Linked DNA regions of Mus musculus: region 2 is linked to region 1. The links are chromatin loops, found by intact Hi-C in ENCODE. Cell type or tissue: gastrocnemius. All regions are shown on one strand. Links, peaks and the distances in the headings refer to the core of each region. The heading gives the core; the rest is flanking DNA.

Region 1 (8,327 bases), core at 79-8,078:
GCCTGGCTTGTTTTATTTATTTGTTTATTTATTTATTTATTTATTTAAAATTTATTTATTTATTATATGTAAGTACACTGTAGCTGTCTTCAGACACTCTAGAAGATGGCAGCAGATTTCATTATGGATGGTTGTGAGCACCATGTGGCTGCTGGGATTTGAACTCGGGACCTTTGGAAGAGCAGTCGGCGCTCTTAACCACTGAGCCATCTCACCAGCTCCAGTTTTATTTAATTTTTATCTAAGGAATTTTTTTTAAAGAGACAACAGGTGTGATGATAAATATCTTTAAATTTCAGCACTCAGGAGTCTGAGGTAGGAGGATTGTGTGAGTTCAGGGCTAGCTTTGAGTTTGTAGAGCACTCTTATCCTAAATAAATAAACAAATAGGCTGCTTTTGTCTTAAAATGACACACTAAATTACTAGTACACAAACTAATATATTTAACATGTGTGAAATAACATGGAGAGAAATGTGTGCAAACCCAGATGACACAAAATCTGCTATGACTCTGTTTTTTTTTTTTGGCGGGGGTGGGGGGGGGTTTGAGACAGGGTTTCTCTGTGTAGCCCTGGCTGTCCTGGAACTTACTTTGTAGACCAGGCTGGCCTCCAACTCAGAAATCCGCCTGCCTCTGCCTCCCAAGTGCTAGGATCAAAGGCGTGTGCCACCATTTCTTTTAACTGTGGAGCCAACTCTCCAATCCTCAACAGGAGTTTTAAAAATTTCCTAAAATCAAAAGGAAGGGTCAAAATGAGCATGCTCTTTATTGTATTTATTTGTTTGCTGTTTTGATTTTTTTAGACCAGGTTGGCCTCGAACTCAGAAATCTGCCTGCCTCTGCCTCCCGAGTGCTGGGATTAAAGGCGTGCACCACCACAGTCCGGCATTGTTTGCTGTTTTGAAACAGGGTCTCCTGAAGCCTAAGGTACTCTTTAAGTCACGATTTTCCTGCTTATATCCTCCTGAGGGTTCTATTCTGTTGGCAAGTACTACTTGAGGCTGGGGATTGACCCTAGGGCTTCCAGCATTCCAGACAAGCATTTTTATCAACTAAACTACACCCACCCCCAGCTCCACCTTTGCCATTTTCAGAAATTGATTTCATTTTAATTATTTTAAAGTGTGAAATGCTTTATGAGCTTGTGTGTCATCATTGCACAGGGGCTATGTGCATCTTTTCAATGTCCTTTCAATTGTTCTATATGTGTTGCTGAAATGAGTACCAAAATTCAATTAAAAAACCACCTCTTTCACAAAGACTTCTTTAAGTTCTCCAAATAATAGTTACCCTCTGCTGGAGAGATGGCTTAGTGTTTAAGAGCATTGGCTGCTCTTCCAGAGGTCCTGAGTTCAATTCCCAGCAACCACATGTTGGCTCTCAACCATCTGTAATGGGATCATATGCCCTCTTCTGGTGTGTCTGAAGACAGCAATAGTGTACACACACACATATATATATAAATCTTTTAAAAAAACAAGTTAACCCTTTATCCGCTAAGAACACAGCAACAGGCATGAAGACAAAGACCCTATGCTCCTTCTCTGCAGTGACATCCTGCTGAACAGCATACATCATTTTGTATTGTTTATATTAGTACTTTAAATTTTCTTTATTATCATTGTGCACATGTCGGTGTGGACATGAGTGTGCCACAGAGTGTGCATGTAGGTCATAGGACAACTTGTTGAATTCAGTTTTCTCATCTTATCAGTGGATCTGGATGATGGAACTCGTGTTGTCTCATCAAATGCTTCTACCTGCTCACCCATTCCCCCCCCCCCCCCATAGGTTTTTTTTCCTATGTATATTTCATGTCTATTTAAAGGTTTTGGATTATAAAGGTTCCCTCTGGCTCCTCCTTGTTCTACTAAGCTGAGAGTTTGACTCTGTGGATTCCCTTTCATTTGCTTTTATGTGCTCGCAATTTCATGACACATCCGGATGTCACGATGCTGAGAAGAATGACTGGTCTAGTTGGATCTGCCCACACTGACATATCTATGCCTTGTGGAATTTCAAGTACCCAAGTTAATGAGTGAAACTCTCCTAGAGTCAGTGCCTGGTCAGTTGGGTCATGGTTCTCTTCTGGATGGACTTTAACTTATATAACTTGCATTCCCCCAAGCTTCCTTCTTACCATTTGTTAGTTTATTTCTCTATTATTTTCACACATGACATTGGACATTTTCCTGTAAACTACAGAGGCCAGTTGAACTTTCAAAAAAATTGTTTTTTGGTTTTTTTTTTTTTTGATGAGTGATTTTTCTTTTGTGTGTTTATGTTCATATGTGGGAATTTGCTTGCACATGTGTGTGGTGGTTGACACCCACGACTTTTACCAGCATGCTGGGCATCAAACTCAGGTCCTGATGTTTGAGGAGCAAGCACTTTACCTACAGAGCAATCTCTCTAGCTCCTTAGAACAAAGTTTTAACATTTTTCCTTTGGCCATACTTATAGAAGACATTTTGTTCTCTCCCCAGTAGCAATATTTTTGGACTGTTTCTTCCAGTCAGCTTATTTGCAGAATTGTTTTAAGTAACACTAATTTTGCTGCAGCAATTGAAACAAATGTTTCCATTTTGAAAATGTCTACTGGAAAAATAAAGATTTGTAATTCAAATGAATGGAGGGATTGTTAGATTGTTCTTAGGAAAAAAAATGAAATGTTTATTTTTTCCACAAGAAAATATAAACACTACTCAAGACATCCATTAGTAAATTTCTCCTGAGGAGACCTAGGTTCTACAGAAGGACTTATGAACTATGATTGATGGCACAGATGTCTTAATTCTCCATTTTCATTAGACAAGTATTTGTCAAAGTGGATATACAGTGTTAGCAACTAACTGAAAACGCACAGAACTGTAACACACTTGCTTCATGTCAACTTAAGCATATAATCTGTTCAGAAAAATTATAATCCAGGGAGAAAAATGTTATATCTTCCCCCAAAGGAGACTTACTGCTTTTTTGAAGGATTGCTACAAAAATAAAATCTTTACTTATTTTAGGACATAATTGTACAATCTAGGTCTTACATTTTTTTCTATACATAAAAGCATGTGATCTCAAGGCTTATGCGAGTTAAGGCTACCTACTTGTATTAAGTTGGTGTTTATCAATGTGCTTCCAAGCAATTTTGTTGACTTTTAGAGCATTCATTAAAAAAAAAAAACCCAAAAGAACTTATTCACTCATCTGATTAAATATTAAACAAGATACCAGGCAATATTAAATATTTCAAAAGATAAAATATGAGAGGTGGGTGAATTCTTAGAATCAGGGAGAATCAGGGACAATTTAATTTAATGAATGTTTCTTGGCTGCTTTTGGATATAAGTGATAGGATCAAGCCTCTGTCTCATGCTGTCCATAGTTTTGACTATAGAATCCAAAAACTGAAACTCTGGACATAACCTTTTAAAGATTATTTGATTTAGTTTCTTGTGTTGATGAAGAAAAAAAAAAAAAGAACTAATCCCTTAAGGTCATTGGTTTATGTTTTTTAAAAAAATTTCTAGGGATAAAGATAGCCCATCCCAATACAAAGAGCCTGGCTTTGGTACTAGATAGTAATGGTTACATGAGTTACACATCAAACCTCAGGCCTTAACCCATGCAACATCTAATCTCACAAAGCCTCACAGCTATGTCAATTCTATAATGTTTTCTTTTCTTTCTCTCAGCAAGTACTCTCCTACTGAGCTGTCTCTTCACCCTTTTAAAAGTGATAAATTTAAAAACATTTGAGTTTTCCAGGTAGCCCTTAAACTTGTGATCCTCATTCTTCAGCCATTCCATGCTGGAATAAGGGATGTGTGCTTCCTTCCACCCAAGGTTTGCTCCATTATTATTTATTCTTGGAGACAGGGTTTCTCTATGTAGTTGTCTGTCCTGGAATTCACTGGGTAGAGAAGGCTCTTGAACTTGGAAAGATCCACCTGTCTCTGCCTCCAAAGTGCTGATATTAAAACACCATGTCCAGCTTTAAATCATTATTTTAAGATAGGGTCTTACTATATACACCATGCTGGCTTCAAACTCGTGGCAAGTCTCCTGCCTCCGTCTCCTCAGTGTTAGCATTACAGATGTGAGTCACCCTAGCTTGTTTATTACTATCATCATTGTTTTTTGTTTTTTATAAAAAGGATGCTCCTGAGGCTTGCAGAGAACTTCTGGGCTCTTGCTGGTCTCCTGCCTCCTGAGTAGCTTGGGCTACGTGCCATGTGCCACTTTGTTTGGCTACTGGGTTTATTTTATACTGATACTGAGGCCAAAAAGAGATATGATAATTTAGTCAAGGTCACATTCCCAGTGGTGACACCAGGATTCATACTGGAGACATTAACTCTGCAGCTTCCCAAGTGATTTTTACAGTATTTACCTTCATCGAGGGACGCAATAGAATCAGTTAAGCCTCAGTGCTGGAAAACACAAGTGGATAATGAAGTAATCTCATTCAATACTTAAATATCCTATATTGAATAATTCAGAGCCCCAAACCTTCCCTTTCAAAAATCAAGTGTCTCTTTGTGGAATAAATTGACATCAAATCCCCCCAGATTTGTCATCAATATACAATTCATAATATAATAAAACACAGACATGTCTTGTAGAGAATAAAGTTCCAGGTCTTTCTGTGGATTTCAGTTTCCAGAATCTCTGATGAATACATGTGACTAAGGAAAAGAATAGCTGAATCACATCTACAGGCGATTCCTTCCGATTAAAAATCTGTACCAGAAAGGAACACAAGGCAATCCATCTGCCTTTTAACCTCAACAGCTCTTCTGCCCAAGCCCACCAATTTACTTTGGTCCTTTTGGGTGGGTGGGTAGGTGGGGGATGGGGAATAATCCCACAGGCTAAGGCAGAAAGGAAGCATCCTGGCTTGGCTCCTGCTCTAGCCAGCAGGGGCCGAAATGCCAGTGCACCGGGTACCCGCGGTCCGCCGGGACAGCGCAGTGACCGCTGAGGCAGAGCAAGAGTCGTGATGGACGCCAGCCGTCAGGCAGTTTAGAGCAAAAGGGAAGCTTCCCAAGGGATCAGGGGGCAGAAGCGAGAAAAGCCGCGGACGGGACGCAAGCTCGCCGGTCGGCTCGGGTACAGCCGCCAGCTCACCCTGCGGAAGGGCGCGCGGCCCAGGCCCAGGCCCAGGCCCAGGCCCGGCCCGCGCATGCGCCGCGGGCCCTCCGCTCCCCTCCCTCTTCCTGGCGGGTCTGGGGCGGCGGCGGCGCGGTGACGTCAGGGCGTTGGGGCAGCTCCTGTGACAGACGGAGCTGGAGCGGCGGGGCGGCGGCGGAGTCCGGCGGCCGAGATAGCGAGTGAGGGAGCGAAGGAGCAGCGAGCCGAGAGTCCAGGGAGCGAGGAGGACCCGGAGGGGAGCGCTCAGGCGCGAGCGAGAGGACGAGCGAACGCTGGGCTAGGGCTCGAGCCCCGGAACGGCCGAGGAGCCCGCCCGCGGCCCTCCCCTCCCCCTCCCCGGGACCGGGCCCAGCGCGCCATCCTCCCCCTCCCTCCCTCCCTCCCTCCTTCCTCCCTTCCCTCTCCCTCCCCCTCCCCCGCTGGTGGATGGGAGTGAAGGACGGAAGAGGCCCTGCGGAGGCGGTGGTGCAGCGCTCCGGTAAGGCGGCGACGCTCTGCGCCCTCCCCTCTGTCTCTTCCATCGCGCTCGGGTGGCTGCGGGCCGGGCCGGCGGCCTGACGATGTGGCTGCGCCGGTCCCCTCCCTCCCATTCTCCCCTCCCCCTGCCGCCGCTGCCTCCTCCTTCTTCTTCTCCTCTCCTCGCTCTCAAAATGGCGGCCGCGACGGCCGTTGAGTGAGAGGCACCGAGGAGGGGGCCCTGGCCTGGGAGGGCGCTGCCCTGGCTCCGGTTCCTCCGACCCTGGCAGTGGGCTACTCAGGCTGCTGAGGGTTCAAGCCGTGGCCTCTCGGGCGGCATCGCCCTCCTGCCGCCGTGACTTAGCAAGAAAAGTATTCTTGGGTGGGAAGGGCGTGGATAGCAGGTCGCTCTCTGATCTTGGGGAAAGGGCTCAGCCCTCCTGGGCCGCGGAAGCGAACCCGCAGTCCCCACCCCTCCTTGGCTGGCGACTCGCCGCCGGGGCTCCAGCAGCTACCAGGCCTTCCAGGCGTCGGGTTCTCCGCTTGTCCTTAGGTTGAGGGTGGACCCGGGGAGGATGGCCCGCCGCTCAGGCCCTCGGCCCCCCGGTGCGGTGGTGGTCCAGCCTCTGCATTCAGTAAAGATCTGCAGCATCCACCCACCGAATCGGGCAGGATTTTCCTTTTTGCTACTGACTCCTCGCACGGGAGTTGTCTTTTGACGTTGCTAACACTGAGCTCCCAGGTTCTCGATCATTCCCTTCATCCCATCTCTCCACTCCATTAGGAAACGCTGTGACTATTTACCCTCTCTAGCCTCCCAGGTGAGAAAATGTTTTTTTGAGACGGTGGGCTGATTTCGTCTCCCAAGAGGAAAGAATTTCAGTCTTGAGATAGGAGAAAGCAAGGTGCCTGGCTTTATTTGTTATCCTGCCTGCTTTTTCCAGTGACTTAGCAAGAAACTCCTTGGGAGGAGCGCAGGAAATTTTCTGTTGAGGTTGGGTTTGGGTGTAATTCCTATCAGTATTTTTGGCTAAGAAATTGTGCCTTTGAAGAGTACCAGATTTGTGGTCTCATTCTCAATGGGCGATGTCATGTCAAGGATACCTCCTCCTCACCCCCCCCCCCCTTTAAGAGACAATTGGGAGAAAATAAAATTACTGCTTTTCTTACCTTTAATTTCAAACACACCCTCCTAAAGATTCACAACCTTTAAAAGATCCAGTAACATAAAGGTCATTTTAGCAATTCTCTTTTTGTTGGGTTGGCTTGTTTTGTGTGAAATTTCTTTTCTGGGGGTGGGATGGTGGAGACTTTGTTTGGGCCTCATGCCAGTAATATTGTCTTCTCTCTTCATTTTGCCACAGCAGTTGTTTGCTGTGTTTCCCCCTGCAGTAGAGCTTGATTGCTGCAGGATTCAATCCCTTAATTAGGAATATTCTTAGTTGGATATGCTAGTAATACTATGCTGAATTTACATTAAAAGCTTTAACTTTAAAATTTGATTTGGTATTAAGGCTTTAGCAAGCTTTTATTTCTAATATGTGTCTTTCAGGACATAGTTGTGCAAATAATTGGCAGTTACAAATTGTGTTTTTTTATTAACACAGAATATGAATTTAGAGTAATTTACTCCTTCACGGTCTATTTAAAAGATCATTGTTTGATTTCAGAGGGAAGGATTTTCTGTAATATATTTAAAGCTGCTGGTATATATAATTTTAAGAGTCAGAAAGGAAACCAGTTTTTTCGCAAAATATTTGTGCATATGTTGGTTTTGACAGAGCATACCCTGTTTTGGTACATCCTCCCACCCCCTTAAAAATGGGCTAATATTTGTGGCTGCTATAAGCAGCCATTGAGCCGAGAGGACTGGGTGGAGTAAGGGTGCGCCAGCAAAGCTGTGAAATGCTCAGTTGCCCTTTCACTGGGTTTTTTTCTCATCCTTAATGATTGTAAGGTTATTCAGTATTAATTGTAGGGACAATTAAGGCATTTCTCTATAGTGGATCTTAGAATCTCAGTTTTTCTACCTTTTTTTTTTCTTCTTCAAGAAGGGCATTGAGTAATTGGAATAAAGGCAGTATCCTTGCTCTGAAACAAGTACTTACTGTCCATGTGTGTGCATGTATTAAAAAAACTCCACATATGCTCTGGCTAGTTTTTTTTTTTTAATTATTCTAGCCAAATGGGTGTTAAATTAATGAATGCTAGGGATATTTGGCTACAAAAAGCATGGTATAGTGAAAAAAAAAATCTAGTTAAGAATACTAGTTTTCACTAAAATAGTTTTTTTTTTTTCTCTTGATGAACATCAAAGATGAGAAAATAGACAGTGGTTATTTTGTATTAAGAGCTCTTTAAATAGACCTTTTCTCTTGTGTTGCTTCTTGCATAGGACCTTTTCTGTGATAAAGAGCATAGCTCACTTTAGTTTCTTGTAAAGAATTGTAAATATGACAATGTAATTCTAATGAACCTTATGAGTGTTGTAACTTTGTATTTACATTTTTTGCTATTTTTCCATGTCCATTATGAAGTAGAAAGGCTATTATGGTGATGGATGAGAACATTACTATATTGTGTCTCAAATATCTTTAGCCCTACTCTTCCTAGTTAAGAGTGGTGAGCCTCCACCCCAAGCCCACGGCCACCCAGGAGCTTACTGATAATTTGATGGAGAGTACAAATGTGCTTTCATTCCTGGTACTTTCTCTGAAT
Region 2 (8,327 bases), core at 93-8,092, 120 kb before region 1:
GAGGAGCAGTGTGCCCACATGCCTGAGCCTGTTTTGGTGAGAAGTGAAGTTAGTGATTAAATCAAATGCCCAGAAACTGGAGTTGCTGCAGAAAGGCTACAGCCAAGGGAGGGAGGGGGGGGGAGGGAGGGAGCATGAGGGCTGCACATAAGCAGCTCAGGTCAGTGTTTCTCCCCCTCTCTCATGAGATCTTGGACTCAGAGCTATTTGAGCTGATGCATCAAAATGGAGACTATACCCACTTCTATTTCTGTTATCGCTGGTTCCTGCTGGATTTTAAAAGAGGTAAGAAGTGGGTGTATCTAGGCATCAGAGCCCAGTCTAGAAATTCAAGACCAGTCTCAGCTAGCAAGACCCTGTCTTTTAAAGAATTAAAAAAAAAAAAAGTGGGACTTGGGACTGGGGTCAGGGGAACGGGAGAGCCCCAAATCAATTGCTGCATGTATGTACTTGCACATGTATGTGCTCACACGCTCGAAAGGCCTTTCCACACCACTGTTCTGCTCGTTATGTCACAGGCGATGGTCTTTGGAGCCTTGTCCAAACTCCAGCTCCCCTGAGCACTAAGAATGAGGAGCATCTGCAGAGATAGCCAAAGAAGGGGGTGGGGTCTTGGTCTTGGGATGGATTCCCCCATTCTGGAGCCAGGCTGGGCCAGGTTGGGTGCCGGAGGGAGAATGTAGCTGCTGGAGCCTGAGGCCATGTGTCCCCATCAAGCCCCGTGCCTGGATCAAGTGGCAGCTCCTTCCTGTTCCCAGAGCTGCTGTATGAGGACGTGTTTGCAGTGTGGGAAGTGATCTGGGCAGCCAGGCGCATCTCCTCAGAGCACTTTGTCCTGTTCATCGCCCTGGCCCTGGTGGAGGCCTACAGAGAGATTATCCGTGACAACAACATGGACTTCACCGACATCATCAAATTCTTCAACGGTATGAGCTGATCCAGCCATTCTCGATGTGCCCTAGAAGGGGGCATGGGGCCTCAAGTCCTGGACTGGGCAGAGTTGGAGGGTTCTCAAGAATTCTAGGATCACTTCGCATAGGAGGTATCAAGAGCACAGCAGGTGGAAACTAAGCAGAGGTTTCAGCCAGGGCTCCTCTCAACCTCCCATAATTCTCCATGTTTTCCCCAGAGCGGGCTGAGCGGCATGATGCCCAGGAGATCCTGCGGATTGCCCGGGACTTGGTCCACAAGGTGCAGATGCTCATAGACAACAAGTGACGGCTGCAGCTGGGGGTGGCAAAGTGCAGAGCCCAGGTACCAGGCCCCTGAGCTCCAGCAGGGAGAGGCAGAGGCCATCATAGCCCAAACTGCCTCTCCCGATCCCTTACCCCACCCTCACCCCTGCCAACCCCACCCACTCAGCTGTGTAACCTAACAAAGTGACTGAGCCTGGGATGTGAGTGTGGGCAGTGCTGGCCCTGCAGGGCAAGTTGGGGTCAGGATGCCTGCAGATCACAGCTGGGTAGGAGGGGTCGGCCTCAGGAGACTGGCTGCCTTGGGGGACCCCTTTCTGTGTTCCCCTCTCAAACAACTTAGAATAGCCCCAGTGCCGCCTGCAGCCTCAGCCTGGACTGTTTCCCAAAGCCTCTTTCCTGTCAACCTGGGGCCCTGTATGGTTAGTGGGGTCTACAGTGGCCCGCGCCTCATCTAACAAGAGTTGCATAGGACCAGGGGCTCTGTGCCATATCTCTCCTGAGGCCTTCTATGGTCTCAACTAGCTGCCTGTTCAGGCATGTGTCCTAGGGGCAGGAGACCTTGGCTACCTCCCAGGCTCTCCTAAGACTCTGGGGCAGTCAGATGTGGGCCCTGGGTGAGAGTGGCCCACCTCAGCAGCACTGCCACAGCCTCTGGCCAGAGATTAACCCCATGATCTCCCCACAGTACACAGTGACCCACCCACTCGTGTGTACAGTGTCACTCTCTGCACCCTGCCCTTGCTTTCTGCACTAGAAATCCCTAGGACTGCACATAAGCAACACACTCGCCGCCCGCTGTGTGGTGTGGAGGGCAGTGACTGCGCTTGCCCTCCAGAACCACCCCAGAAAGTGTAGGAAGACAGTCCTATCACAACCTTCCTCCAAGGACAGGCCTGTGAGTTCCGGGGTACCTGTTACCTATTCCAGACATCTGAGTACCTGGGGCTGAGGGAGGTGGGAGTGCCTGGATAGTCCCAGTTCATCCCCAGGGAGAGGCAAGGCCAGCTCCACTTTCCATAGGCTTTTCAGGGTTCTGAGAAGCCTGAAGACCCAGAAGGGTCTCTGGAAGAGTTTACAGGGTTGTCGATAAAGGTCCAACCCTTGACCTGAGGTCTAGGCATGCTGTTTCTTTGTTCTGTCACCCCCCCCATGTCCCCACCATCTGAGCACATGTAAGCCAAGTCTGGGCCCTGAAGCCCACACCTGGCCTGGCTCCTGCCTAGAAGTCACCAAGGTCCACAGACTTGCTGCAGCTGAAAAACACGAGAAAGGACCAGCCGCATTCTGCACATAGCACAGCCTTCCCTGTCCCCTACCCCAACCCGGGTACTGCACAGCCTGTGTGGGGCCAGCTTACCCCATTGCCCACCCTTGTTCCTGACTCCTCAGTCTCCACCAAGCACGGGTGGCCAATGTGTGCCTGCCTTAGTGACTCTGGTTTTGTGAGGAGCAGAGTGTATGGGGTTTTGAGTTTTGTTTGTTTGTTCATTTGGTTGGTTGGTTTTTGTTTTGCTCAGAAACTATACTCTTCAATGTAACAGACTAATAAAATGCATTTGGCAATGCCTGAGGCTCTGATGGCTATTTGTGGGACTGGCTGGATGCAGTAGCTCATGTGTTAGATAGTTCGGTACATTCCAACATACAACAGTAAAGGGCGACAGCTTATAAATACAAAACAAAAAACAACAAAGACATAAAACCAAGAATGGTGTAAGAGAACCAAAGTTTTTCCTAGTGAAGAGCCACCAGTTGTGGGGCTCTGTGGCATGGGCTAGTTAGGAAGTCGGGTACCACAGAACAGTGGTCTTATACTGGCTTAACTTGTAGGGCCTCTAGACTACAGTTGAGAGGAAGTCCTTCCCGCTTCTGTGCTCCCTCCCCCCAGCTTACTACACCTCTCCACCCCCAGTGAACAAAGTGAGGCATGATCTCAGCGAGGAATGCCATGAGGCCCCAGCTCTCAGAAGGCCACCAGAAGACCTGCCCTCTGAGCCCCTCACTACCACTGAGCACATTTCTGAGATACCTGGATCAGTCTGGGGGAAGGAGCTAGAGGGTGCAGCTGCTGGGAAGGTGTGGAAAGGGCCTGCTTATAACTGCCTCGACCTTCCCTACCCTAGAGTGTTTCTGGTCATATCTTTAGCAGCTTCCTTTAACTCCTGCTTTCTGAGCAGTTTCCCAAAAGCTGAGTGTTCTAGTCCACAGTCCTGACAGTCTGGCACCAGCAACTATAACAGAATACAGGCCAGTGACCAGAGCTGGCCAGGGAAAACTGGGACACAGGAAGCCAAGGCCTGGATATGCCCTTTAGGGAAACACTCCCCACCTCCCTGCCTCCCCAGCAGGTTCTGTAACCTGGGTGATTGTTGAATCCTGCTGTGACCACATTCGCCAAAGGTCTGGGCAAATCAACCTGGGAGGAACCTGCCCCGCCCCTGTCCCCGCCCCGTCTATCCTCTCTGCTCCGCCTCCCTACTCTACATGCTAGCAGGCTATGTAGACACTACAGGGGATCCCACAGCCAACAGAGGTCTCCAGAGGGCTGGGCTAGCATTGGGCTTCATGGACACAGGCGTTGGTGAGTATTCAGGAGCTCTAAGCACAGGGAAGGAGTGGCTTGTTGCTCATCCCAAAGATGGATGGCCCAAGTCTCGGGTGGTCTTCCCAGGGCAGGGGCTTCATTCTATTCGCAGTGCTAGGCGCTGAGTGAGCACCCTCTGAGGAGTATTATTAACCCTAGCCTTCACCTGCGGCACCAGCAGACAGGACAAAGCTTTTCCTGATGCGACCAGCAGAGAGCGCTCACACCTCATGAGTCAGAATTGCTCATGTGGGAGATTGGAACTGACAATCAGCAGGGGACCCCAGAAAATAAGAGTCCAGGCTATTTACGGCCAGCACTTCTTTCCTGAGGGTAATGACGGCCCCACCCCACCCCACTCCTAGCAAAGGGACTGAGGGTTATATACAACCAGAAAACACCCACCTAACCCACACTAGACACAGTTAACAGGATCCTTGGTCTTGTTCCCCACCACTTGCCTCCAAGACAGCCCTGCTCAGAGCTACTTGGTCAGAAGTCCTCTGGACCCAGCCAAGGTCTCCACTTTTTTTTTTTTTTTTTTTGGTTTTTTCGAGACAGGGTTTCTCTGTGTAGCCCTGGCTGTCCTGGAACTCACTTTGTAGACCAGGCTGGCCTCGAACTCAGAAATCCGCCTGCCTCTGCCTCCCGAGTGCTGGGATTAAAGGCGTGCGCCACCACGCCCGGCCTAGGTCTCCACTTTCTAGATCCTGACCCCCAACCTCATTCAGCTCCATAGAGTGGAACAGAGTTAGGACCCAAAGTGGCTTTGCGAAACCCCTTACCATCTGTCCCCAGGTCCTGGGGGCTAGCCTCTGTTATCTATCCCCAGAAGGCCAGGTCAGAAGTGCCTAATGCTAAGGAAAGATATACTGAAGTGAGCAAGCAAAGGACTAAGTTTTGTAGTCTTTTTTTGTTTTCTTTTATTTTTCGAGACAGGGTTTCTCTTTATAGCCCTGACTGTCCTGGAACTCACTTTGTAGACCAGGCTGGCCTCCAACTCAGAAATCCGCCTGCCTCTGCCTCCCGAGTGCTGGTGTTAAAGGCGTGCACCACCACACCGGCTAGTTTTGTAGTCTTAACCAACAAGGTGCAACGGTATGACTTTAGCAAGTCATTGGCCATTTCTGATTTGCTCAAAAGGACTACCTCTTGCCTTATTTAACCGGCTTTTTTTTTTTTTTTTTTTTTTTTTTTTTTAAGATTTATAGCCGGGCGTGGTGGCGCACGCCTTTAACACCAGCACTCGGGAGGCAGAGGCAGGCGGATTTCTGAGTTGGAGGCCAGCCTGGTCTACAAAGTAAGTTTCAGGACAGCCAGGGCTACATAGAGAAACCTTGTCTCGAAAAACCAAAAAAAAAAAAAAAAAGATTTATTATTATATCTAAGTGCACTGTAGCTGTCTTCAGACACACCAGAAGAGGTCATCAGATCTCATTACAGATGGTTGTGAGCCACCATGTGGTTGCTGGGATTTGAACTCAGGACCTCTGGAAGTGCAGTCAGTGCTCTTAACCACTGAGCCATCTCTCCAGCCCCCTTCACTGGCTGTTTAATGAAATAAGATCATGTTTTGAAACGATGAGGACCTATACAGCCTTGTGTTGGGTCACAGTTGTGAGGCCAGATCCTTCATTGACCCAGGGTAAAGGCAGGCTATCCCTGATGTTTTTGTTTCGTTTTCTAAGACAGGGTCTATGTAGCCCTGACTGGATCAAACTCATCTTTTAGACCAGGCTGGCTTCAAACTCAGAGATCCACTTGCCTCTGTGTGTATGCCTCTTTCTGGGACTAGAGGTGTACACCATACCATACCCAGACTGCTTCCCACTGACCTGCCCCCGGCCTCCCTGCTCAGACAGTTTTTCCACTGTAGCTCTCTGCCTATCTTGGAACTCATTCTGTAAACCAGGCTGGACTCAAATTCAGAGAGTCACCTGTCTCTGCTTCCTGAGTGCTGGGACTAAAGACATACACCACCATTGCCTGATCTCTGTTTTGTTAAGGTGTGGGGAATGGGGTTTGCACGAATACATATTTGTACCTCACGTTCTGATCCCTGTAGAATTCAGAGACGGGTATAGGATATCCTGGAATTGGAGTTAACAGTGTGAGCCACTATTTGGGAGCTGGTGATCAAACTCAGGTCCTCCAAAAGAGCAGCCAGTGCTGAGCCATCTTCCCGGGCCTTAACAGGCTGTTAATTTTCTTATTTACATGTGCCTGCATCACATGCATGCAAATGCTCATGGGAACCACAAGAGGGAGTCAAGAGCCCTGCAACTGGAGCCTCGAGCAGTTAGCTACTTGATGTGGGTGCTGGAGACCCAACCTGGGTTCATGGTATAAGAGCACCACATGGTCTGGCTGCTGAGCCAGCTCTGGAACCCTATTACCAGGGTTTTAATTACTCAGGCCATCACCCAACCTCACCCTTCAGCAGCCTTCAGGGTGCCACCTCTTGCTGCTTCCCTGTGGGTCCCTGCCTCTTGAAATGAAATGACCCAGATGCTGCAGGCTTGGGAGCTCCGTCTCAGGTTTCAGTGCAGATTTATTTCAGTTTTATATTTTATTCCAGGCAAGTGCTTATTACATGGATAGTATTCATGTCTCAATACCTAAACTCAGAGCATGAACAGCCACTAGAGTACAGTTCAATAGTAAAAATACAATATGTACAAAATTAGGGTTTTTGTAGTTTTTTTTTTTTCCCACACAGCAGATGTACCCAAACACATAAAAATCTCTACAGTCTGGGGTCGCTACAATTCATATTTCAGGAAACAGAGACACAGTGACCAAGTCCTCACTGTAAACAAGGGCCACCTCTTTGGGGATTGGGAGTGGGACCCTGGGATTGGGGTGGGGGGAGAAGCAGCTGTTCCTAGAGAGAGACTGTGGTGACCCAACTCCCCTCCAGGTATCCCCTGCCCTTCTTTGGCCCCAAGGGAACCACTCTCCCCTTTTCCTCCCCGAGGTAAAGATCCCAGGCAGTGAGCCACTCCAAACAGCACAGGTAAAACACGCATGAGAGGTAAGGTGTGTGTATGTGTGTGTGTGTCCCAGGCTGGAAGGGATAGGAAGGGAAGGGCCAGGCGGTCCCACAGCGTGAGGACAGATGTGGTCCTAACAGCTCTCAAAGGGGAGATGCCCAAGAAAGGGCTGGGAGGTGGCTGCCCACTTGGGCACACAGCAGTCACAAACAACAAAAACAGCGACAACACCCATCACCACCAATCTGGACATAGTCATTCGGCACTAGATCTGGAGGAACCCCTGCCGGGGGGATGGGGGGAGGGCTGGGTGGATGATGAGGTATCTGTGCAGGCCTGGGGGCCAACACGATGCTGTCAACTCTGCAACTGGCCTCGAGACACAGAGAAGGGTTAATGGGACAAGTGGTCTGACCCAGCCAGCACCAGACTCTGCCCCTTGTCACAACACAGAGCAGAGAGTGGAGGTGGCCCCCAGAGTCAGAATGTGGGTAGAGGTGGCTGGCAGCAGCCACAGGAAGGCAGCCAGTTTGTTGGGATTCCTGTGCTGGGGTTGAGACCTGGTCCTAGCTACCATTCCCTACCCCAGGAGACAAATAATAATAATAAAGTGCCCTGGGAGGTTTCCAGGGCCAGGAGGACCTGTGAGCTCTGAGGCACCTGAGGAGTCATTATTTCAAGGGAGAATGTATTCAGGACCTTCGCTGGCCTCAGTGTCTGCTCACAATGTCATCTGAAGGACCCTGAGTCCTCCCCTCTGGCCCCTGGACTGCCTAAGCCCCCAGTGCAAACTTCGCACCTTAGGGGCACTTGCTTCCTGCCCCACACGGAAAGGCCATTGGTGAGTGTCCAGTGAGGGCCTGAATGCGCACGCGAGTAACTGAGTGTCTGACACAAGGCCACTTGTAATAAATATCCACTTAAAAAGAGAAGCCAAAGCGGTCTGCAGAAGCAGAGGCAGGAGACACAGCACCCCCGAAGCACAGCACCCCCGCTCTCCATCAAACACATGCTGTGCCTTGTCTTCCCCAGCAAAGGCCCTTTCCACCATAGACACTGCAGCCCCACCAGGAAGGGAGGGGTCTCAACACTGGCACCGAGAGGGAGGGAGAATGGGAAGAGCCCCGGGATACCTCCACAGTGTACCTTAGCTCCTAGAGCCCTTGCTGGTCCACACCTCCCAAGCTGCAGGCAGTACCTAAACCAGGGCCGGGGGAAGCACTAGGGAAGCCCCACCCCAGGGGCAGGCTCGGGAACCTTGACAACAGCCAGGACCTCGTTTATTGTTGGTTGGGACTCATTCTGAACAGTTTCTACTGTAGCCAATCACAGTGACCACAGGTGGGTCAGAGTGGCCCAGGCCCAGGCCTTCACTTGTCCTAACCTGACTCCAGATCTTAGGATCTGTCACCTGCACTCAGAGGTGGGCCCCTCCCCACCCATCTCCCATCTTTCTGGGGCTCCCTGTTTCCTATCCAGAGGTCCCACAGGACTCTGAGGCTGGGGAGGGGAAGCCGGAGAGCTCAGCCACCTCCCCAGACAGAGCAATAGCAG

Evidence for each region. Peaks named below come from ENCODE experiments on the same cell type or tissue, not always from the same donor. Only the 100,000 strongest peaks of a DNase experiment are listed, where the experiment ranks them.
Region 2: a loop joins it to region 1, with 2.0 times the contacts of the local background. A loop is called at or near these places in 7 of 42 quality-filtered maps.

The regions. Positions count from the first base shown.
Region 1 is chr11:74,721,303-74,729,629 of GRCm38, reverse strand. Pafah1b1 (platelet-activating factor acetylhydrolase, isoform 1b, subunit 1) reads left to right here and starts at 5,246. Exons shown (of 11, transcript NM_013625.4): 1 at 5,246-5,631. It overlaps Gm24211 (a small nuclear RNA gene), which reads right to left and starts at 1,227; the gene lies at 1,121-1,227. In gastrocnemius, for the core only: a CTCF peak has its summit at 4,924 (motif pointing right); DNase peaks (open chromatin) are centred at 5,236, 5,561, 5,726, 6,120 and 1 more place; H3K4me3 peaks cover 3,894 bases; H3K27ac peaks cover 4,131 bases.
Region 2 is chr11:74,843,698-74,852,024 of GRCm38, reverse strand. It overlaps Mnt (max binding protein), which reads right to left. Exons shown (of 6, transcript NM_010813.3): 6 at 6,300-8,327. Sgsm2 (small G protein signaling modulator 2) reads left to right here. Exons shown (of 23, transcript NM_197943.3): 21 at 189-285; 22 at 759-926; 23 at 1,130-2,761. The coding sequence ends at 1,218. Among named protein-coding and RNA genes, the nearest start is that of Mnt, 17 kb to the right of the region's middle. In gastrocnemius, for the core only: CTCF peaks have their summits at 3,983 (motif pointing right) and 6,039 (motif pointing right); a DNase peak (open chromatin) is centred at 4,001; H3K27ac peaks cover 697 bases.